2 separate regions of the Homo sapiens genome follow, and region 1 is linked to region 2. A link is a loop called in an ENCODE intact Hi-C map of the cell type or tissue named here. Cell type or tissue: PC-3. All regions are shown on one strand. Links, peaks and the distances in the headings refer to the core of each region. The heading gives the core; the rest is flanking DNA. Region 1 holds the start of LOC124902398 (a long non-coding RNA gene). Region 2 overlaps PDSS1 (decaprenyl diphosphate synthase subunit 1).

Evidence for each region. Peaks named below come from ENCODE experiments on the same cell type or tissue, not always from the same donor. Only the 100,000 strongest peaks of a DNase experiment are listed, where the experiment ranks them.
Region 1: it touches region 2 in a loop (8-fold over the local background); 104 of 110 quality-filtered maps call a loop at or near these places.

What each region holds. Positions count from the first base shown.
Region 1 is chr10:26,876,148-26,888,889 of GRCh38, reverse strand. LOC124902398 (a long non-coding RNA gene) reads left to right here and starts at 999. Exons shown (of 2, transcript XR_007062093.1): 1 at 999-1,119; 2 at 1,485-3,002. In PC-3, for the core only: a CTCF peak has its summit at 6,684; no DNase peak of the experiment used is centred there.
Region 2 is chr10:26,720,508-26,733,249 of GRCh38, reverse strand. PDSS1 (decaprenyl diphosphate synthase subunit 1) reads right to left here. Exons shown (of 12, transcript NM_014317.5): 7 at 9,333-9,444; 8 at 9,127-9,236. Among named protein-coding and RNA genes, the nearest start is that of PDSS1, 29 kb to the right of the region's middle. In PC-3, for the core only: CTCF peaks have their summits at 4,055 (motif pointing left) and 6,950 (motif pointing left); no DNase peak of the experiment used is centred there; H3K27ac peaks cover 989 bases.

The DNA of each region.
Region 1 (12,742 bases), core at 3,039-11,038, 150 kb before region 2:
CCCCCCACCATGCCAAGCTAATTTTGTATTTTTAGTAGAGGCAGGGTTTCACCATGTTAGTTAGCCAGGATGGTCTCGATCTCCTGACCTTGTGATCCACCCGCCTCGGCCTCCCAAAGTGCTGGGATTACAGGCGTGAGCCACCTCGCCCAGCCCAGCCCATCACCCATTAACCAGACCCAGCCCAGGTGCTGTCACCCTCCAGGGCAAAAGTTGTCCACATCCCCAGAACCTGGCAATCAGGATCAGTGCTCTCCTTTTGAACCCCTTAAGTGCATATGTGGTGTCCTGTTTAAATGGGTAGAGAAGGGCCTTTGTGCAGAGAGAAAGAAAGGCCAGGTCTGAGCCTTCAGCATGTGCTGGGGGCAGTAGCGAGTGCGGGAGGAGCACGATGGTGAAAGGCTGCAGGGACAGTGAGGCCAGGGAAGGTCTCTGCTGAGGACCATTGACAGCTTTCAGGAACCAGGAGAATGGGTCAGACTCTGAAGGCTACTCAGTTCTGAGGAAGTTTGTTCCAGCCAGTTTCATCTGGATTGAGAAAACTCTGCAGTTGTTCCTGAGGTACTTGAGGAGTCAGGTGCATGAGATTTCTCTCATAAGAATAAAGCACATGGAAAACAGGGTTCTGGCTTTCTAGACTCCAAAATAGGTGGCAGGCAAAGAAAACCACTTCAGAAAAAGTCTGTTGGACACTGCTGACTCAGTGAATGGAGTCACCAAACTAAAGCCTAGCTTGTGCAGTGATGAGAGTCTATCATGTCAGATACGAACTGCACATGCACAAGCCAGGAAGCTACAGAGAGCCCTGAGACCCTGGGCTAGGGATCTAGTCTTGGCCAGAAGCACTGCTAGCTTCCCAGCTGGCCTCTGCATCCAAAGACCAGGCTGAAGTGCATGGACCTCCAGAAAGCCCATCTTTTCTACTTTTAAAATCTCATGGAGGTACCAACCAGATAGGACTTGAATGGAAGATCACCTGATATTACCCTGTTCCATAGGCTTTTGGCATCTCCATTCATTCCGGAACAGCCAGTCAGCCCTCTCTGCTGTGTCCCAGAGCACCAGGAAGTGAGTAACAGTCCTAGAGTGAGACATGGAGGATACAGCCAAGTATCAGAGGTGAGTGGCCAGGCAGCCAGTTGCTCTTCTGTCTCATCCCCTCTGCATGAACATTGTGGGGAGGAGGTCTGGGTGATAGCAACCATTTGGAGTCTCCTCCTTCCTCACTGGAGAATAGCAAGACCTGAGGTCTGCAAGGACCCCACCATCTTGCCTTCGTTGGGGGTTCCTCAGCAGCCAACCGCCTATGCTCCGGGTCTTCAGTTCTGATTTTGATGATTCCTGGGGATGCTATAGAGTTGTCACCTGCCTTGACAGTAAGTGTGTGGGAGCTGGGTTTACTCTGGCAGAAAGAGAAGTACAGGGACTCCTCAGGAGCAAAGCCTCTTCAGGAAAGAAGAGTTGACCTCAGGCGTCTCTTTCAGGAGTGCTGGCTCGCTGCTGCTTCTACACGTCACCGTACTGGGGGAATCCTATGTGAAGCCGCCCCATGTCCTGTCTGCCTGGATACTCACCATGCAGATAGCTCTCTGCATTCAGCAGGGTCTGGCTTAGGCCCTCTCCTGGGGGCCGGAGACCCCTCTGTTCTTCTCCAGACCCTGCAGAATTCTGGAGAGGAGAGGAAGGTGGAACACACACTTTCTTCCTGCTTTTCTAGGTTGCTGGGTCATCTCTCTCCTTCTTTTAGCTACGAACTCACAGTCCACCCACTTCTTCTTCTTTACAAGCCCCTTGGGTCCTCCAAGAACCAAAGTAAAAAAATGCTTTAAAAATGCGCAGGTCCATTCTACTTCCACCCTGCCATGTAGCTTCCCTGAAGTGACGCTGCACAGGTTCTTCCATCTGCTTGTGGGGGAGGAGTTTCATCTGCTTGTGGAAAATAAAAGGCAAGCAAGGGGTACAACTTAATTTTTTTTTTCTTTTGACAACTTAATTTTTTTTTTCTCTTGAGACGGAGTCTCGCTCTATCACCAGGCTGGAGTGCAGTGGCGCAATTTCGGCTCACTGCAACCTCCACCTTCCGGGTTCAAGTGATTCTCCTACCTCAGCCTCCTGAGTAGCTGGGACTACAGGTCCCTGCCACCATGCCCGGCTAATTTTTGTATTTTTAGTAGAGATGGGGTTTCACCATGTTGGCCTGGCTGGTCTCAATCTCTTGACCTCATGATCCACCCACCTTGGCCTCCCAAAGTTCTGGGATTACAGGCGTGAGCCACCACGCCTGGGCGGGATACAACTTAACATTTTTTTTAAAAAATAATATTTAGGAAAAACAATCATAAAGATATTGATTATAAAAGCCCACGATTTTGGTATAAATTTGTCCACCTGAAATAATCAAAGAAAGAGAATCCCATTTCCAAGAGTTTATTCAAATGAAAAGCTGGGAAAACCCTTTCATCTTGGTAAGTGTAGGAGTGGGAGAAATAGCATGCTTAAGTCATTTATTTATAGACAGCCATCCAGTTCTTAGAATATACTCACTGTATTCACACAACACTGTTTTTGAGGCCTACTAATAGTGCTTTATTTGTATGTATGTATGCATATATGTGCACAAATATCTATTTTCTATAGAATATATAGTTAATATAGCTATATTGCATCATGATGAAATTGTGTGTAATTGCTATAATATATATAAAGAAAAATATATACATCTATATAAATGTATAAAATAAACACAATCAGAAAATAAACACACGCAAGCAAAAAACAGATGCAAATACATTTATACTAGGGACCATTGGGTCCTCTTGCCACCTGCAAATACATTTACATAAAATTGTATGTAAAAGCTATGATATATACAGAGAAATATATATATGTATATCAATATAAATGTATACAATAAACACAACCATGTCTTATGCATAAATTCTCCAAGTAAAAGCCATCTAAATTTAGCATACTTTGCAGTACAATAAATGTTGCAAATAAGATCTTTGAAAATGTCCTCTATGGCTTCTTGTCAGGGGAATATTCCCAGGATTTGATGGTTGGGGACATAAAGTATATGCATAATTATTTTCACTAAGTACGAAGAAAATCTCCAAGTGTGTCTGAATCCTTGAGATAAAACATGACATGTCCACATACATTTCCAGTAATTTTGGCATAATCCAAATTTCTAAAATTAATAAACTGATATAAAGTGCTTTCTTTTTTCTTTTTTTTTTTTTGAGACGGAGTTTCACTCTTGTTGCCCAGGCTGGAGTGCAATGGTGCAATCTCTGCTCACTGCAAACTCTCCCTCCTGGGGTCAAGCGATTTTCCTGCCTCAGCCTCCCAAGTAGCTGGAATTACAGGCGCCTGCCACCTCGCCCAGCTAATTTTTTGTGTTTTCAGTAGAGACAGGGTTTCACCATGTTGGCCAGGCTGGTCTTGAACTCCTGACCTCAGGTGATCCACCCGCCTCGGCTTCCCAAAGTGCTGGGATTACAGGCGTGAGCCACCGTGCCTGACCTAAAGTGCTCTTTTGTGTCCTTTATCTGATCACTAATTTTTCTGAGTTTCCCTTCACATCTTTTCAACCTATTAAAGTTTTTCCTACTTTGATTTACCTATTCATATGCTTCTCAGTGTTCTGTTGGATTTCACAAGTCTTTTCTTGTTAATGTAAAATAGTTTCTTAAAAAGAAATCATTACGATTACAGAATGAGTGTTCTGTGTGTCTAAAAATCCTAGTTTCTTCCCGATATTTATTCTCTCATTTTTTGTTAGTAACTATAGCCCCACATATTCAGTTGATAACATCATCATTCATGTAGATACTACACTTCTTAGCCTCCCTTGCAGGTCAGTGTGGCCATGGAACTAAAGTCGGGAAAGTGAGGTAGAGGCGGAATTGTTTGTCTGTGACTTCCAGGGACTTTCCTTACGGGAGGAGGTCTTTTGTTTTTTCTACTCCTTTTTCATGACTGCAGCTTGGGATGCAGTTGTGTTTCCTGGAGCTCCAGCAGTCGTATGTGACTATGAGGAAGTGAGCTGTGTCCTGGGCACAGCTGGGGAGTGCGGAATTTTGATGGCTCACGAAGCGGAGCTGCCACAGCAAACCTGGATGGCCAAGCCTCTGCCTGATTTTACATGAGCAAGAAGTATGCTAACTTCTCTAAGGGACTGTTATTTTGGGGATTCTCTGTCACCTTCAATTGAACCTTATTCTATGTAAGAGAGGCTATACATAGATCTACTCCATAAACACAGATCATAGAGAAGGATCATGAATGACACAGGCAATGTGGCTTTGCCATCATGAATCGGTCAAGATTATTCCATTTTCACTTCTGGGTACCTTGAATGTGGTGTTTGACACGTGTTTCTTTTTCCCTTATCACAATTTTAGCTCATGTAACGACTGCTGGGCTAACCATGGCACATTCTTCCTCTGCATGTACCATACATCAAGGTTCATGTCACTGTCTGATATCAGTGTCATTGTGACAGCCGTAAGAGGATACAGGAGCAACAGTGCAACAGAGTCACCTCTTGCAGCTGATGTATTCCCTTAGGTTTAAGTGAACAGGAAAATAGACAGATTGGCAACAGGGAGCTCAAAAACAGTCTGTCAGATGAGGTCACAGAAACTATGTGCAAATTTAACGTAAAATGCTGAGCTCTGTCCTCAGCTGCATGTGCCTCTGCACAACAGGTTTCTATTCAGGAAGGGCAGCGTAGTTCTTCTCACATTTTTCCCCTTTGTTTTCTCCCAGGCTTCACGGTAAAGCAGAAGATTCATGCTAGGGCATCTGCAGACTGGTCCTAAAGTGCTTTTCTCCACAGGAATGTCACCTGGCCACTGCAGCCAGGGGTCCCAGGTGCCACTGAGGAGGGCTGCGTTCCCATCTTCAGTGAGGGAGAGCTGAGAGAAGGCAGGCAGGGTTCACACTTCCCTCACCCACTTGCTTAAGCAATACATTAAAGGTTCAAACTGAAATAAATCCGAGATGTTACAGAAGCATTTAGAACAGCGTATAAAGCATGGATCACTTTTAAATATTTAAAAATGCACACAAACCACATGAAGCTAACTTTGTTAAAAGTATATGTTCTTTGCAGTAGTAGTTAGTAGTATTCTTTTGTGAGATGGCTTTTTTTTTTTTTGAGACAGGGTCTTACTGTGTTACCCAGGCTGAAGTGCAGTGGTACGATCACAGCTCATTGCAGCCTCGAACTCCTGGGCTCAAGCAATCCTCCCAAGTAGCTGAGACTACAAGGACACACCACCCTATCTGGCTATTTATTCATTTTTTGTAGAGACATGGTCTTACCTGTTGCCCAGGCTGGTCTGGAACTCCTAGCCTAAAACAACCCTCCTGCCTCGGGTTCCCAAAGTGCTGGGATTACAAGACTGAGCCATGGTGTCCTGCTAACATTTTTTTTTTTTTCAAGCAATCACCATTTGGATTCTTAGTTCTCTTAACTTTCAGGTTTTTAACAGTTCAATACACCTTCCAAATGTTCCTTGGAATATTTTTTCTGGTTTAACTATTGGTTTAGGTGATGTCTATGGCCTGTTTTAACGCTAAGACTCTCTGATCTGTATCCATTTGGTTAGAGCACGTATGAGTAAATCCAAGGTTATTCAATGACTTCACTCCAACACCTTTTCTGTGATCTCTAGTTCTACAGTTGCCTAATGATTTTGGGATAAAAAGTGCTTTTGAGACACATACTTTAGAGTCCCTGCTCTGCTAATGCAGAGCCAGTCTTAATTAATAGTTAAAATGACATTGTTTTGCCTTATTCGATGAGATTAACTGAGCAAACATTTATTGAGCAGCAATTATGGACAAGACATTAAGAAACACAAAAAATGATAACCGTCTTGACATTAGGAAGCTTAAGGGAAATACGACATATTAATAAATTACTACAAATTAAGGCATAATATAATAAAATAAGAAGAGAACAAACTATTTTAACAAACGTGTTCTACCACCCGCAATTCCCAATGTGCAGCTTCACTCAGGGGACGTTAAGTTTCTAGGCCAGCAGCTAAGGATGCATTCAGTTTATATTCAGCCTCTCAAAATGCAGTTCTGTAATCACAATACAAAAACAACCAACAACACTTGCCCAAACTTCATTACGTTTCAGGTAATACTAAAAGTCATACAATGCTTATAACATAAAACTTTGTCGTAGAAAGTAAATTCGGCTGGGCGCGGTGGCTCACGCCTGTAATCCCAGCACTTTGGGAGGCCGAGGCGGGCGGATCACGAGGTCAAAAGACTGAGACCATCCTGGACAACATGGTGAAACCCCGTCTCTACTAAAAATACAAAAATTAGCTGGGCGTGGTCGCAGGCGCCTGTAGTCCCAGCTACTCGGGAGGCTGAGGTAGGAGAATGGCGTGAACCCGGGAGGCAGAGGTTGCAGTGAGCCGAGATCGCGCCACTGCACTCCAGCCTGGGAGACAGAGCGAGACTCTGTCTCAAAAAAAAAAAAAAAAAAAAAAAAGTATATTCAATAAACCTTGCGTGTAAAGCAGTAAGAGCTCTTTGCCTACAAAATATAAAAAGTAATTACAATTACTCTTCAATAAATCTGGGTTGCATCGCTATCACTCGCTGACTTGCTCAATTGATCCTCTCAGTCAACTTTTGTCTCTTCCTTACCACTAAGCGGCAGTAAAGACTAAATAATGACGCAGCTCTACTCAAGCGTTCCCTATCCAAGTGAAGTTTTCCCATTATTTCTACTTCTAAAAAAATGAATGTAAGATGGGATTTTAAACTTCCACATTAAAAAAAGAAGAGTGGAGGGAAAAGTATGGAGGGGAGAAATAAAGACACGTGAATAAAACATTTGCTTTACCATTTATCTTTTAAAATGACATGGAATGTCAATTTCAAGATCACTTAATCTTTAAAAAAAAAAAACCCGCAATCTGAACACAGTCCTTACAAACGTGCCAATCGCTGGTTCACTGTGGTAGGTCTCCCATGCTGCCTATGTTGTCACTGAATTACACTTGACCCTTGCATGGGATTACCCTCCACCCTGTGGGTCTTCACTAACTAGAACCCCATCTACTGCATGCTGTGCTCACCACTTTCCTTGCCATCTATTAGCCCCTTCTTCAGTATTTGATCTTCAGGTCACCTCTTCCCTTCCTAGCTCTTTCTAGCACTCTGATTTTCTCTGTCCCTATAGCCTACCCTATTCCAGATCAGCTCTCAGAGACGAAAATGGGGACTTCAGGATGGAGAAATCAAAGGAAGCTGTTATTATAACCCTTCCTATCTTATTTTCCTATAAATTCTCTCTTTCTGTCTTAGTCTCTTTCTCTCTCTCTCTAAGAAATAGAGAGAAATTTACAGAGTAAGAGATATTAGGAAGACAAATTTCTTGGCAGGGTCAGGAAAAGTTTGAAGAGTTGCTGATATTAAAACAAATTTGAATTAAACCTTTTTAGACTTCATAGGTAGCTCCTCTCAAAAAGGTTAAGTTAAAGAATTTTGTTAAGGGCAGATTACAGAATATATGTAAAATATTTGATACTTTTTTGTTATTATTACAATACTAGTCATGTCTATAATATTTTAAAAGTAAAGAATTATATAGTTTATATTTCTTTCTAATCTAGAAACAGATTCTTATTTTAGCTTGGATATTTGTTAACCATTTCACAATCATTGAGATAAAATTAACTTATATTTTATGGAAATTATATTCCCTTATGAAATACCATAGAATTGTTATTATAAATCTTAAGTAAGAGGTTATGTGTTTCATATAGCATTCCAAAAATAAAACCAACAGTATGCTTTGCTTTGCATTATGAATCTATAAGTTATAAAACTTTTAGTATTGCAAATATTGTTACAATAAACAGTTAGACTGAAAATGTGTGCAATTTCACCTAAAAATAGAAAATAAAAGCTTCGTCTTCAGAAGCTATCAAGGAAAATTATAATAAAAGCTATATTTTCCACAATTCAGATTTAATTAATTTTATATATTGCCATTGATTTAAATAGAATTTTAATTTTAGAACCATTTTAGATTTACAGAAAATTTGTGACGATAGTATGGTGTTCCTGTAAAGCCCCAAACCCAGTTTTCTCTATTGTTAATATCTTAGTATGGTATATTTGATACAATTAATGAATCAATATTGATGAATTATTGATATATAAAAATCATACTTGTTCAGAATTCCTCAGTTTATTTAATATTCATTTTCTGTTCCAGGATACAATTTAGAACATCACATTACATTTAGACATTAGGAGAGAGATTCCAAGTTACATTGTGCTGCTGCTCCATTTAAAACTTTGTGTTTGAAAATGTGTAACAAATTATATTTTCCAGTTTTAAAAGTCACATTTTTATATTACAAAATGTTTAGAGTGCACGAGTATGTGAAACACAATTTCATCATTAAAATACTAAATTTTGGAATATATGTTTTCATTACTAGAAAATGTTTTCAACTGTGGGTGTGTGTGGTTTATTTAAGTGTTTTTATGAAAGCATTTGGGAAATCTCCACCCATGAATTGATGTCTCTTAACTTCTACCTGTATTTCTAAGAGTGTCAATTATATACATTTTACAGTTTTTCTATTTAATGCATAAAGTTATTTTTGAGTGCGATGTATATCTTTTAACAATATAAAAGGCATAACTCTCTTCTTTTTACCTATTAAATGGATACACTTTTATTTACTTGTGTTCCAATATCACTGATTCAATTTTTGCAACGTGAATTCTGCTTTCTACTCCCATAAACACATCATTTAATTGCAGTTTTGTTTGTTTCATTTCCTTGGGGTTTTCTTTTTTGTGTACTTCTGCACCATCCGTTCTCTTTCCTAACAGCTTTACTTGAAGTATACTACTTAGTATTGATTGACAGCCTACTCTGTGCCAGTCTTTCCTCTGTAGGACTGGCCTCTACGTCAACACTTCCGGGGCTCTGGCACAAGTGCCACAGGCAGGTCAGCTGGCTCCTTTGTTTCCATGGGCACACCCGTCAGTCAGGTCCTTTTGCAGCTCCTTCAGTTGGCTTCTCATATTGTTCATCCCTTTTGTCAACAGAGTCAATGTTTTCTAGATTTTTCTTAAACAAAAAACTCATGCTCTTTGAAATTTAATTATATTTCTTGAACTGAAATTTTTCTTTTTGTTTTATACTAAAAATATGTTTTTCTTCTTAATTATTCCTTTCCATTTATGCTGTAGGGTGTTTCTAAACCTTCAAAAGTTGTTTTAGATTGTGTTGTTTTAATTATTTTTATTCTGTTACTCATCTTCAAAATAAATTAGATCTGGTGTTTGCCAATACACTGCATGGATAAATTCTTGTTGGCTCTAGTTATTGTCCACCTGATTGCTCCCCAGGCTGGGCTCAACCTCCTGAGCTCAAGTGATCCCCCACCTCAGCCTCCCACCATGCCTGGCCTGGAGCTATTTTTTAATGGGTACCAAGTTTCACTTCGGGAAAAAGGTGGTGATGGTTGCAATAACAGTAAATATACTCAATACCACTGGACTGGATACTTATAAAATGTTAAAATGGTCATTTTCATTTTTGTGTTATATATATTTTACCATAACAGCAAAAATTAACTTTATAAAGTTATATGCTGTTGGAAACTCTGGAAACAGTGGGAAAAGGGGGAAATTCTATTACATAAAAATTAATTTTGCAATGCAGATCTTTTTTTGATAACTCAAGCTTTTGTTTATTTCAATAAAGCCAAATCCAGTAAACTATTTTCAGCCAGGATTAGTCAGAACTAAAAGGTTGGACTGTTTTCCTTCAGAAACTGAATGTTTTTCTTGCCTGCAATAGGCTGGTGTGTTCCAAATAATAATGGAATTGTCCTCAAAACCAGAAAATACTGGTTCGTATATATTTTAGGGCCTGTTTCTGAATTTTCTATTCTTTTGTTCTTATCTCTTTAACTATTTATGTACCATTACCAAGCCATTTTAATTATAGTAGCACTTAAATTGTTTTAATAACATACAGGGCTAGATTTCCTTGTGTAAAATAAAAACTATTTATTGCAATATTGTGGTGATAGTCGAGGATTAAAAACAATTTAAATGTCTTTCAACATGAGACTGACTGAATAATTATGACCAGTGGAATAGCACGAAAAATAATGGGGAAGTTTTTAATGTTTGATATAGAATGATCTCCAGAATATATGGTTAAATGGACAAAAAAGCGGCTGGGTACAGTGGCTCATGCCTATAATCCCAGCACTTTGGGAGGCCAAGCCGGGTGATCACCTGAGGTTGGGAGTTTGAGACCAGCTTGGCCAACATGGTGAAATCCCTGTCTCTACTAAAAATAGAAAAATTAGCCAGGCATGGTGGCGTGCACGTGTAATCCCAGCTACTCTGGAGGCTAAGGCAGGAGAATTGCTTGAACCCAGGAGGCAGAGGTTGCAGTGAGCCGAGATCAAGCCATTGCACCCCAGCCTGGGTGACAGAGCGAGACTCCATCTAAAAAAAATACTTTCTATCAGAAGTGCTTACATTTCTTGAACACTCACCTTTTTTTTTTTTAGACTGGGGTCTCACAGTGTTGCCTAGGCTGGTCTTGAACTTCTGGGCTCAAGTGATCTACCTGCCTCAACCTCCCAAAGTGCCAGGATTACAGGCATAAGCCACTGAGCCCAGCCTCTGAGCACTCACTTTTAAAAATGTATTTATTTTAATTTATTTATGTGTATTTTTTATATTTATTTATTTATTTATTTTTGAGACGGAGTCTTGCTCAGTCAACCAGGCTGAGTGCATTGGCACCATCTCAGCTCACTGCAACCTCCGCCCCCCATGTTCAAGCGATTCTCCTGCCTCAGCCTCCCGAGTAGCTGGGATTACAGGTGCCTGCCACCATGCCAGGCTAATTTTTGTATTTTTAGTAGAGACAGGGTTTCGCTATGTTGGCCAGGCTGGTCTCGAACGTCCGACCTCAGGTGATCTCCCCGCCTTGGCCTCCCAAAATGCTGGGATTACAGGCATGAGCCATCTCGCTGGGCCTAAATGAGTGTTGTGCTAACTACTTTACGGTATTATCTATATTATTTCATTTATTGTTTACAAGACATAGGTAAGTCCTGGCAAAATTATACACCTTGCCCAGGGTCACACAGGTGTGGATAGTTAAGCTTAGATTTAAAAGAAATGAGCGAGTTAGGCACGGTGGCTCATGCCTAGAATCCCAGCACTTTGGAAAGCCAGGGAGGGAGGATCTCTTGAGCCCAGGAGTTTGAGACCAGCCTGGACAACACAGTGAGACTCTGTCTTTACAAAACATTTAAAAATTAGCTGGGTGCAGTGACTCTAGCCTATGGTCCTAGCTACTAAGAAGGCTGAGGTGGGAGGATTGCTTGAGTCCAGGAGGTTGAGGCTGCAGTGAACTATGATTGGATCACTGCAGTCTACCCCGTGTGACAGAGGGAGACCCTGTCTCAAAAAACAAACATACAAAAAAAGAGCAAATAAGGGATGGCACTTCCAGAACAGTGGAGTAGACACCTTCAAAGACCATGGAAGCAATGAGAACACTGGCAAAAATTGCAAAAGTCATCTTTTTCAAAACGTTGGAAATTAAGGCTTGCAATAATCTGAGCAGCATTGATTCAAGAAAAACATCTGAATCTCAGTAAAAACAGGAAGCTTTTTATATTTTAACTTCTCTTACTCTTATCCTTCTCTCCCCAGCTTCACAGTAGCCCTGAAGGTGAACTTGACAATCATGGTAGCTATGAAAAGCAGCAGCATAACAGTTATTTGAGAGGGAGGAACAGGTTTGGTGTAAACCCCCAAACTCTAATCTAAAGAGAATTGTCACAATTTTACCTGACTGAAGGCTCCTGGGAAAGATCCCATTCTCAGGACTCACCTTTATTTGACCAATACATTCCTATCCTCAGGACATTTGTCAAAACCAATCAGTGGCAATGATTTGCAATTGAAGTGACTGAGGCAGTGATACCAATCTGGCAAATAAAAAGCTGAATCAGAAACTTAAAAGGAGACCAGCCTGGACAACATGGTGAGATCCTGTCTCTAAAAAAAAAAAAAAGACAGCTGGGTGTTGTGGTATGCACCTGTAGTCCCAGCTATCCAGGAGGCTGAGGCAGGGCTTGAGCCTAGGAGTTCGAGGTTACAGTAGCCATGTTCACACCACTGCACTCCAGCCTGGTTGACAGAGCAAGACGTTGTCTCAAACAAACAAACAAACAAACGAACAAAAAACTTAAAAGAGGCTCAGAGTAGTGACATGCACCTGTCATCCGAACTCTTTGGGAGGCTGATGGGGGAAGATTGCTTGAGCCCAAGGGTTGACGCCAGCTAGGGCAACATAGTGAGACCCTCATCTCTAAAAAAAGAAAGAAAGATAGAAAAAGGGAAAATCTGGGGAATGAGACCTCTCTAGAAGGCTTTGAAATGCAGTAACAAACACATACACAAACACACACACAAAAGGGAAGAGCAGAAAGAAAATGCAGTAACATACTCTTGATCAAGAGGCAATGAATATCATATTAAAAGTCTTTAAAGAAAATTACTATCAACCAAGAATTGTATACAATTTCACCAATACTATCCTTCACAAACAAAGGAGAAATTAAGACTTTCCTAGCTTTAAAAACAACAACAACAGCAAAACCACTAAGAAAATTTTATCATTAGGAGACTTGTTCTCAAG
Region 2 (12,742 bases), core at 2,134-10,133:
ACAGAATGATACTGGGAATCAAGATATTTCCACGTAGAAATAACTGATAGTGAAGCAGTCTCCTGTAGTGAGATTAATGCTGTTTCCTCAACACAGAGCCACAGAGACTATAAGCTTTCTTCCTGAAAAGTGAAAGATTTTCTAAAAATCTATTTCTTTTTTTGGAGACGGAGTCTCTCTGTCACCCAGGCTAGAGTGCAGCGGCACGATCTGGGCTCACTGTAATCTCCACCTCCCAAGTTCAAGCGATTCTCCTGCCTCAACCTCCGTATGCCACCACGCCCAGCTAATTTTTGTATTTTTAGTAGAGACGGGGTTTCAGGCTGGTCTCGAACTCCTGACCTCAGGTGATCCGCCTGCCTCAGCCTCCCAAAGTGCTGGGATTACAGGCGTGAGCCACCGTGCCCGGCCTAAAAATCTGTTAGTGAACATTTTAATGGATTAAAATGTGTGGAGCACATATGATGAACACTTTGTATGATTTGAGTTAAACCTCACAATATCCCACAAATATGGATTATGTGGTTGGTGATGATAAAAGCTAACAATTTCTGAGCGTCCACTATGTGCTAGGCACTGTTCTGAGAGTTCTCACATCTTAAGTCACTTATGAAGTTCGAGAAACTGAGACACAGACGGTACCAGGCATTACATGGCTCCAACACGCTGGAACCTGAATTTCATCCACATGGTCTGGCTCCAGACACTGTTCTCTTCATCACTTCAACACAGGAGTGCTGCTTCTATGCTGGGCAACAAAATAGAACCTCCAAGAGGTCAAGGAATGTGTCCAAGTAAGCATAAAGCTGCAGTCTGTCTGCACTGTCCCCTCTGTGCCCACACATGCTGAACAGAGCTTATTTAGTGGGCAGCTTCTGCCTGACACATGGCGAAGGGACATTACTGCTCAGATTTCAACTATCCCAGATTTCCCTGGGGTAGCATAAAGACCATGCCAGAGAGTCCTGCTTCCCCATCCCAGGTCAGTACTGCCTAGATCTGTAGCAGGAAAACAGAAAACAACTGCCACAAATTGGACGCAACATAGCACAACATACAAGAAGGCAAAGAGGTGCACAGACTTGCGCTCAGCATCAGAGGGATGCCTCACATCTTTCCGGAAATGGGTGGAGCATGAAGAATGATTAAGTCAAAGAAAGTGGAGCTCGGCTGACTGTTTTGTTTGAAGCAGATGCTGCAGCCAGGCTGTGCTGTGCGTATGCACTTCTTTCTGGGGAAGGTTCACACCTTGCATCACATCCTTACAAGCCACGTCTCAACGAGACTGGGAAGGGCTGGGCGCAGTGGCTCACGCCTGTAATCCCAGCTACTTGGGAGGCTGAGGCAGGAGAATTGCTTGAACCTGGGAGGCGGAGGTTGCAGTGAGCCGAGATCGTGCCACTGCACTCCAGCCTGGGTGACAGAGTGAGACTCCGATAAATAAACAAATAAATAAATGGCCCTTAAGCATCTGAAAAATGTTCCACCTCACTCAGAAAGGAGAGATGTAAATTAAAACTCCACTGCAATACATTCTCCTCTACTGGACTGGCAAAAACTCAAGCGTGTAATGGCACATTTAGTTAGTAAGGCTGTGGGAAAAGAGGTTCCGAAAAGCTGCTGGTGGAAACACATACTGGTACAGACCCAACAGAGGGAAATCTGGTGGTGCCTAACAAAACCACATGTGCAATTACCCCTAAATTCACCCTGCAGGCACTCCTCTCACAACACAAAAATAGGTTTATGCACGATCAGCCCTTGCAGTAGTGTTTGTAATTGTAAAACTGGAAACCTAAATGCCCATGTATAGAAGATTGGCTGAATAAACCATGCTATGTCCACATAATGGGATCTGATACAGAGGCTTTTAAAAAAATTTTTAAATTATTTATTTATTAATTTTTTTGAGATGGAGTCTCACTTTGTCGCCCATGCTGGAGTGCAGTGACGTGATCTTGGCTCACTACAACCTCCACCTCCCGGGTTCAAGCTATTCTTGTGCCTCAGCCTCCCGAGTAGCTGGGATTACAGGCACCCACCACCATACCTGGCTAATTTTTGTACTTTTAGTAGAGATGGGGTTCCACCATGTTGGCCGGCCTGGCCTTGAACTCTGGTCTCAAGTGATCCGCCTGCTTTGGCCTCCCAAAGTGCTGGGATTACAGGTGTGTGCCACCACGCCCAGCTAATTTTTGTATTTTTAGTGGAGAAGGGGTTTCACCATGTTGGCCAGGCTGGTCTCGAACTCCTGACCTCGTGATTCGGCCGCCTCAGCCTCCCAAAGTGCTGGGATTACAAGCCCAGCCCTGATACAGTGGTTTTAAAAATGAGGAAGATCCTACAAACCAATGTGGAATCATTTTCCTAATAAATTGTTAACTGAAGAAATGCAAAAGGAAAGCAGAGTAGTCTAGGGTACTACTTCTTGCTGTGAGAAAGAAGGGAAGATAGCATACTTGTGTCTGCCTGTTTGTGCTAAACGAAACCCAGGAAGGAGGAACCAGAAGTGAACGAGACTGCTTACCTACAAGGGGGTAGGGGAAGAAAACAGGGCAAAAGGGAGAGTTACTGTATTGTATAGTTCTGACTTTTGGAGCTACATTAATGTCTTTTATTTTTTTTATTATTATTATTTTTTTAGACAGAGTCTCACTCTGTTGCCAGGCTGGAGTGCAGTGGTGTGATCACAGCTCACTGCAGCCTCGACCTCCCAGGGCTCAGGTGATCCTCCCACCTCAGCCTCCCAGGTAGCTGGGACTTCAGGTGTGCACTACCACACCCAGCTAATTTTTGTATTCCTTGTAGACAGAGGTTTCGCCATGTTGCCCAGGCTGGTCTCAAACTCCTGGGCTCAAGCAATCCATCTGCCTTGGCCTCCCAAAGTGCTAGGATTACAGGCATGAGACACTGTGCCCAGCCACGTTGTTTCAAACATTCAAAACAACAGCAACAATAACAAAACGCTCAAAACCAAAACACGAAATCAGCAAGAATGAGAGGGAATCCCTAAAGTGGAATAAAAATGAATCCAACTAGGCTGGGCGCGGTGGCTCACACCTGTAATCCCAGCACTTTGGGAGGCCGAGGTGGGCGGATCACGAGGTCAGGAGATCGAGACCATCCTGGCTAACACCATGAAACCCCATCTCTACTAAAAATACAAAAAATTAGCCGGGCGTGGTAGCGGGCACCTGTAGTCCCAGCTACTCGGGAGGCTGAGGCAGGAGAATGGCGTGAACCCGGGAGGCAGAGCTTGCAGTGAGCTGAGATAGTGCCACTGCACTCCGGCCTGGGCGAAAGAGCAAGACTCCGTCTCAAAAAAAAAAAAAAAAAAAAAAAAAAGGAACCAACTATTAACCCATTTATGCTGGAGGTTGCAAATTTGTTTTGTGAAAAATCAGACCTTGGTAATGACCTTGAGCAGTAGGATAGAAATAACTCCACAAGCTTAGCATTCCAATAATGGAACACTAGGCATAAATGGGTTAATATATTCCAAATAATAACACAACCACACTGATACGTAGAGAAAGGTAACTTTTGAACAGTGCTTTGATTCTATTATCCTCAGGCCCAAGACAAAAGGAATGATAAATACTGAATTCTAGCTACTGGGTTTGTTTTTCACAGAGATATGAGTCATGAATTTGTAAACTCCTATGGTATATTCTCAGATTGTGCAAATAAATACACCGCGGAGAAGAGGAGCCAGGTCTCTCACTGTTTGGGAAGGGGGTTACAAATATGGAAAGATGGAATCCTGGAATAAACCACAAATCCTGTGGTGTTAGATGGATTTGGAACTATCTGTTTGATACCTCGTGGTTTTGAATAAGTATGGATGGGTACAGAAAGATATACACGTATCTACCTACATTACATATAATACATACATGTATTTCCTAGCTCTGTCCATTGAGTGGGTCTAGAAACGATGACACCCAGTACTCAAATTCTGGTTTCTTAACACCATTTTCCACCAAAAGGAATGTGGGCTCCTTGGAGAACAGTGAATAACAGGGCTGAATATCTCCTGCCAGAAATGGGGTGCTGAAAAAATGATGGAGGACACAGAGCCAGGTTAAAGGGCCTCCCCTACTGGCCATACGTTGGATAATTGAGTATTAAAATAATGACAGTGTTATAATCTACAGAATAAAATAAGATGGCTGGGCACGGTGACTCACGCCTATAATCCCAGCACTTTGGGAGGCCGAGGTGGGCGATCACTTGAGGCCAGGAGTTTGAGACCAGCCTGGGCAAAATGGCAAAACCCCGTCTCTACTAAAAATACAAAAAAGTCATCCGGGTATGGTGGCAGCCGCATGTAATCCCAGCTACTCAGGAGGCTGAGGTGGGAGGATCACCTGAGCCCGGGAGGTGGAGGTTGCAGTGAGCTGAGATTGCACCACTGCACTCCAGCGTGGGTGACAGAGTGATACCCTGGCTCAAAAAAAAAAAAAAAAAAAAAAGATACAGAATAAAATAAGAATCCAAGAGCCCATACAGTTAAGAGCTTCCTTACAATGGAATACCAACTCTTCAGCTCTTTTGAGAATGAAATAATAATAACAAAAAAAATAGGATACCAACTTTCTTGTAGAAGAGTGATATAGAAGAAATGATGAAAATAGAAAAACAGCCATTTGACAACCATCAGAATAATATTTACATAATCTGAAAATACTTTGCCCAAAATAGGTTAAAATAGTAATTTTAGATTGAAGAAACCTGGCAGACAGTATCTTTTTTTTTTGAGATGGAGTTTCACTCTTGTTGCCCAGGCTTGAGTGCAATGGTGCAATCTCGGCTCACTGCAACCTCCGCCTCCCGGATTCAAGCAATTCTCCTGTATCAGCCTCCAGAGTAGCTGGGATTATAGGCGCCTGCCACTACGCCCGGCTAATTTTTGTATTTTTAGTAGAGACATGGTTTCACTATGTTGGCCACGCTTGTCAAACTCTTGACCTCAGGTGATCTACCTGCCTCGGCCTCCCAAAGTGCTGAGATTACAGGTGCCCGCCACCATGCCCAGCTAATTTTTTATAATTTTAGTAGAGATGGGGTTTTACCATGTTGGCCAGGCTGGTCTTGAACTCTTGACCTCAGGTAATCTGCCCACCTCGGCCTTCCAAAGTGCTGGGATTACAGGCGTGAGCCACTGTGCCCGGCCCGACAGTATCCTAATCAAGCGATCCAGGCATGCATCACCAGTAATGGGACAGACAAGACAGCACGCGCCTCCTGGTATGAGGAGCTGAGGACAGCACCGCTCTTGTGGTATTCCTGCCAAATATTCATAACCTGGATCGAATCTTGAGAAGTATCAGAGAAGCCCGACTGAGAGGCTCAACAACATAACTGGCCTGCACTCTTCCAAATACCAAGGTAATGAGAGGCAAAGAAAGACTGTTCTAGATGACAAGAGACTACAGAGTCATGACAGCAAAATGCAACGTGAAATCCTGGACTGGATGCTGGAACAGAAAAATATGTTTTCCCTTTCGTTATAACAGTTCACAACTGGCAAGATCTGAATGAGGCCTATAGATAGATATGAATATTGTAAAAAAAAAAGAGGCCAGGTGTGGCATGTGGTGGTGTGCACCTGTAATCCCAGCTACTCGGGAGGCTGAGGTGGGAGAATCACTTGAACCTGGGAGGTGGAGGTTGCAGTGAGCTGAGATCATGCCACTGCGCTCCAGCCTGGGCAACAGAGCGAGACTCCATCTCAAAAAAATGAATTAAAAAAAAAAAAAAAGAGTGTTCTGCTAATGTGACCCACAATATGCAATTCTGTAGTGGTACTCTGAGGCTTTGAAAATCAAGTAATAGGAAGAGAGCCCATTAATTCCAGGCCACAAGCAGCCCTGGAGAAAATAGAAATTCAGAAAAAAAAAAAAAAAGAGAGAGAGAGAGAGAGAAACAAGGCAGGATTACCATACCCAGCTCTGGGTTCAAGTCTCAACTCAGCTACTGTCTGGCTTAACAACAACTGGACAGGCCCTCTGACCTCTCAGGTCTCATTTCCACCAGATTTCCTGGGAAACAAGCCACTGTCTTTATTAGTAAACTACAAAATGTATTTTGCATGAGTACAAAATGTATTTTGCAAGTGAGTAAGTATGTAAATAAATAAGTCATCTTTTGATAATAACATGAATTCTGGTTTGTTTGTTTTTTTTTTGAGAGACTCTCGCTCTATTGCCCAGGCTGGAATGCAGTGGAGTGATCTTGGCTCACTGCAACCTCCACCTCCCGGGTTCAAGCGGTTCTCCTGCCTCAGCTTCCCAAGTAGCTGGCATTACAGGCGTGCACCACCACGCCCGGCTAATTTTTGTATTTTTAGTACAGACGGGGTTTTGCCATGTTGGCCAGGCTGGTCTTGAAATCCTGGACTAAAGTGATCCACTCGCCTCGGCCTCCTAAAGTGTTAGGATTACAGGTGTGAGCCACCGTGCCCGGCCTAAAATGGATTCTATTTTAATATCAGTCAATCACAAAACAATCCCCCTAGACAGCCCTCTCTTAGATTTTAATATTATTTTCACTAAAAAAAGGAAGGGAGATGAAGAAATGGTATCCTTAGTAGAATGCAGCTTGTAAGTTTCCCTCCAATTCTCAATACATTTTGCAATCCCATTAGTTCTTCTTCTGTAATAATTCTGCTCTTTCAGTTCTCCTCCTCCCCTCTTTTTGGTGTGTCTAATTTGCTTTGCATGCATTTATTTGGAGCTCGCATGGCTTTGCATTTTAAATACCAAGAGTACGTAAAAATAGCCATTTTGAATCCATAACACCTCTGGAATATTTCCACCCATAGGCACTTAAATATAGAAACTTTTATTCAAATAGCTCACACTATCATTTTGCTTTATTATTCTAAGAGCTGTGGAGTTTAGGAATAAACCACATGAAAAGGAGGTAGTGCTGGGACGATGCCAGCATGCCCCCTAGTGGGCAGCATGAAACATTTCATTTTTAATAAGGGTCCAGCCACGTTAACATGTTCACTGTTCGTTCAGCTGCTAATCTTTGAAGAATGAGGTGCATATCTTTATAAAAGAATTCCTGTGCATTATCTTTGGCTTCTTAAACAGAAAACAGTGACCACAAGGAAACCTCTCTATCATGACTCAGGTCCATTTCTTTGGACCCTTTGTAAGCTTCCATCACTGAGTGAATTTCTGTGCTAGCTCCAATTTGGTGCCGCCCCACCCCGTGCCTGCAGGATGTCTGCATGGTGCAGACAGTAAGTCTTGGTGTTTCCAATTCCAATAGTCTCACTACTACTAATGCTTCTAAGACTTTATTTTTTAAACATTATTTTTAAGTAGAGATGGGGATCTTGCTATGTTGCCTAGGTTGGTCTTGAACTTCTGGTCACAAGCAAACCTTCCGCCTCAGTCTCCCTAAATGCTGGGATTACAGGTGTGAGCCACCTTGCCTGACCATGCTAATGCTTCTAAGTTTGCAGTCTCAAATTGTGAAATTATCAATGAGCCTCACTTAACACATCCTCTTAAGGATAAATATTAGTAAGTAATATTAAGGCACCCTAATGTGTTAAGAGGATGGATCCTGACCTTCAGGGAGAGTTGGGCCATCAAGGGCATGATAATATGTAAAGGATTACTGTAAAAGTGTTAGAGCACCCACTTAAAATAGGCTATTCTCTTATTTAGCATCTCGTGTCTATACTTTCTTCCATCTCACTTTAAAAAAAAAACCCACATAATTTCTTGGAAATAAAAACATAATAGCCCTTTTAATAAAAAGACAAAAGTGGTCGAGACTGTGGCTAGCATGTTCTACATAATTCACATTCCTTAAAGTTTCTATTAGGTCTTTTTAGGAAGAAAAGATTGTCCTCATTCTTTTCTGCCTTGCAATTATACATTTCTTGACACTTTTCAAAACAGAGACACTAACAGCAAGAGACTTTTTCATCTGAGAGGTCTGAGCAAAAGCTCTCTTTACCTGTTAATTATGTTAGGAGTCTATCATGACAGCAATTGACATGCGACCCTTACAGGTCTTCCTTATTTTGTGGCTGTAATTACATGGGAATGTCATTTGTCCAGGTTTTGTCTCTGTGTATCTGTCAGGCTTAGAGATGGGCAGATAAACAATTCTATGGAGAGACTGCTTTTCATTCTTGGACTAACGATGAATACCACACATTTGTCTACGGATTAAAGGTATTACTCATTAAAAAAAAAATGTATACATGTGTATGCACAGCGGAGGGAGGGAGAAAGCAAGGGGAAAAACAGTTATGGCTTATACTCAATTTGTACTCTGAAGAAATAGGACTTGTTTATATTTCATGTAAAAATATTAGAAGGATTGGCCAGGTGCAATGTATTGGCCAGGTGCAATGGCTCATGCCTGTAATCCCAGTACTTTGCAGGGCCAAGGTGGGTGGATCACTTGAGGGCAGGAGTTTGAGACCAGCCCGGCCAACATGGCAAACCCCCATCCCTATGAAAAATACAAAAATTAGCTGGGTGTGATGGCGCACACCTGTGGTCCCAGCTACTAGGGAAGCTGAGGCAGGAGAATTGCCTGAACCTGGGAGGTGGAGGTTGTAGTGAGCCAAGATCACACCACTGCTTTGTAGCCTGGGCCACACAGCAAAAGACTCTGTCTCAAAAAAACACAAAAAACAAAAAAACAAAAAAAAGTTCATAGAATGCTAGTACAATCTAACAGATATCTTTTCCTGAGTAAATATTATATTAAAGAACAGAGCACTTCATTTCTAAAAGGTGAAGTGTCAGAAAGAGTGTGTGTGATATCAATCATTAGAGAAATTATGATAAATTGTTCAAAATGATACAGTTTGGCAATCAGATTGGGGAAGGTGCGGGAAAGCTTATTTTGATTGAATTCTTGGGAAGAAAAGATGAAAAGTCAACGCCTGCATACCAAAAGAAGATGGCAAAAATGAAAACACAGCAGAAGTCCTCTATTGTTTGGGGATGTCATTCTTTTCCTCATTAACCTCTTGGGATTTTTGGGTACTATTTTAAGATTCTTCACCGAAATATTTTCTAGGAAAATTAGCTCCCAAAAAAGAGCTATGAGGCTTTAACTTGAAGAAAGACAGAACGTACATACTGCTTTACAACTGTTGGCTATCAGGCTGGCGGTCTTCTTGAATGTCTTCTCAAGGTAGTGTGCAAATCTTTCATTCTCATTTTCTTTTGACCCGAGCTGAAGAAATTCACCTATAAAGAAGGAAAGGAGTCATTTGAGAGGTGGCTTTATTGCCTGGCTAAACACCAGGGTTGAATAACAAAGAAGAAAAATCAGAATCAACGTACCACGCACCAAATCTTCAATAACTTGGGTTAAAATAGATATAACAGTTGTATTTCCAATTCGTGCCAGAGCTATAGATGCTGCAGAAAGAATTAAATCTCCAGCAAGAACAGCCTAGAAAAAGACAGGGGGAAAACAGAACGTTCTGAAAAATCCATCAGAGCAGTAGAGCCAATGATGAAACTGACTGGAAGGGAGCTTCGTGGAAGTGGGGGCTCATCTTGGATGCAGGGTTTTTTACCTTCTTCTTCCTCAACAGGAGTCCGTAACAATCAGTTACAGATTTGGAACAGTGTTTGAACTGGACTGGCTCTCAGAGATGACCATGTCACTTCCCAGTTCGTAATAATCAGTTACAGATTTGGGACAGTGTTTGAACTGGACTGGCTCTCAGAGATGACCATGTCACTCTTCCCAGTTTCTAATAATCGGTTACAGATTTGGGACAGTACTTGAACTGTATTGGCTCTCAGAGATGACCATGTCCATCTCCCCAGTTGACACCTGAAGAAATCAATGCCTGGAGAGGGAGAGCAGCTTCACTCACCAGCCCCACCAAAATGCAGCTGCCTTCAGTTTCACTACACTGGATGTTCATTCTTCCTTTGTGCCTTTCCACTTACTGTTCCTTCTGCTCAAAAAGTTCTGCCCCCTTCTTCACTGAGTGGACTTATTTGCATAATTGGTTCAGATGCCACCTCTAAGAAGTTCCCCCCGATCCCTCAGTCTGGTCAGATGCCTCCCTTTTGTGCGTGTACAACACCCATGCATGCTGCGACCATCACACCTTGCGTACCAGTCAGTGATGCTCTAGTCTCTATGCTCCCAGGGCAGTGGGGAGGGTGGAGTGGAGTGGGAGCTCAGACTAGGAATCATCTCAGCTAGTACTGAGCACACCCCAGAGCATGGCACGATACATGTTATTTTCAATAAAAATTAAACCAAAGAATTTTGGCTCCAAGTGAAATGCTTTTTGTACTATGTGACACTGCCCCTCATTCCTAGACAAAAAAAAAAAAAAGTTTTTCCATTGAACACTAAGCAATCAACATATTTCCAGTCTTCTTTAGACTGTGATGGATGTCTACACTGTATTAGCAACTAGTTATAAACTACTGCATAAATAGTTGAATTATATGCTATAACCAAATACACCCTATATATCACATTAATTTGCATATTTAAAGATATATATTACATTCTTTTTTTTTTTTTTGAGAAAGAGTCTTGCTCTGTTGCCCAGGCTTGAGTACAGTGGCATGACCTCGGCTCACTGCAGACTCTTCCTCCTGGGTTCAAGCAATCCCCCCACCTCAGCCTCATGAGTAGCTGGGACTACAAGCGTACACCACCACGCCCAGGTATTTTTGTATTTTTACTAGAGATGGGGTTTCACCATGTTGGCCAGGCTGGTCTCGAACTCCTGGCCCCAAGTGATCCAACTGCCTCGGCCTCCCAAAGTGCTAGGATTACAGGCGTGAGCCACCACACCCAGCCGTAAGTGTTACATTCTGTAGTAATTAGTCATAAAGGCTAGAGTTCACAGAATTTTTAACATAACTATTTAGGTACTTATTGTCTTAGGTTCTTCAGTATCTAAACAGTGATGTTCATTGTGTTTACCAATTAATCACCACTTTATATAATATACATATTATGTAAGACATCCTGATGTAAGTATATGCCTATAAAGTCATTTTACAAATTATGATATATAGGTACCCACTTACATTCCCCGACCCAGCCCCTACATCATTAGCAGCTCAAGGCTCGGGATCCTTTGGCCTTTAGTTCCTTCTTCACCTGGCCGGGGAGATCCTAGAGACCAAAGGTCCAGCATATGACATGGAAGCCACAGGACTGTGACGGCCAGGGGTGGGAGTTAAAGGAAAGAAGTGCTAGGAAGCCCAGGCCAGGCCTAACAAGGGCTCACCGAGGGGGCACTGTGTGTGGGGGGTTTTGTACCGGTAACATAGCAGTTGTGGGTCAGAGGCAGAAACAGGTAGGAACTGGCAAGTAGCCCTGTGCTAAGCAGATGGCTGTCAGAACTGAAAGAGGCAGGTGAAGGCGGCACATGTGTCCTTGACCTGCCCTCAGAAAGAGGTCCCCAGTGGCAGAGGCAGACACACAGGGGCTAGCCAAGGCGGAGACCATCATTTGTTCTCTTGATCCTCTTCCCCCGCCCAAGGCTCCACATAAGGCTTTAGGACTGGCTATGCCTGAAAACAGATACAGCTGACGGCAGGGATGGGTCATAGAGTTACCCACATCCTCTCCAAATCTAAACGCCATCTGCTTTTTGGCCAACATTCTGATGTACAGAATTTAGTCAACAGGACGTAAAACCTTTTAATCTAAAATTTGAAATAAAAGGCATATAAATGAAATTGCAAGACTCGATTTCAAAACAGTCATTTATGTTCAAATAAAACCAGCATGTGAAGATAACAATAAACATATATATATGTATGTGTGTGTGTGTGTGTGTGTGTGTGTATACATATATCTCTTCTTTTAATAAGGAGAATTAAATAGGAATGAACCAGGAATACTATAAATCTATGAGAGAAAAGGAGGTGAGGGTGGGGTAGTTGTTTGCACAAACTTTTTTTTTTTTTTTTGAAATGGAGTCTCACTCTGTTGCCCAGGCTGGAGTGCAGTAGTGTGATATTGGCTCACTGCAACCTCCCTCTCCCAGGTTCAAGCGATTCTCCTGCCTAAGCCTCCTGAGTAGCTGAGATTACAGGTGTACGCTGGCTAATTTTTGTGTTTTTTTAGTGGTGACAGGGTTTTGCCTTGTTGGCCAGGCTGGTCTCGAACTCCTGACCTCAGGTGATCCACCCACCTCAGCCTCCCAAAGTGCTGGGATTACAGGCATGAGCCACTGCGCCTGGCCTGCACAAACTTTTTGTTTGTAGAGCACGTGTGTGGTGATGGCGATGGATGCCTGTGCATTTTCATTCTCATCTGTTCAACTTTATTCTCATCCTTCAACCCAGGATCTATGCATCCTCAAACCAAGTCCCTGTTTCCCATATTCCCAATGCTAATAATATAGAAATATGCTTTAATATATACATATATGAACCAAACCCAATTACAGAACTTCTATTTCAAAAGACAGAATTTTCATGGCAGAACAGTATCTCTCTGAGGTTTCTTTTTTCTTTTATTAGTTTTATTTGTTTGCTTTGGCATTTATATGCAGCACTCAATTATACAAATGTTTAAAAAATTAAACTGAATCTGGGTAATCTAAGCCCAAAAGTAAAACGTATGATTCCTCATGAAATACATTTTTTGGACACCCATGAAAATCCCTTTCCTTATAACCAAAGGAATTCTATTAGAAATACTAAGTTTATTTTTCCATGGTATTTTTTATTATTTATTTATCAAATATCTGTATTTG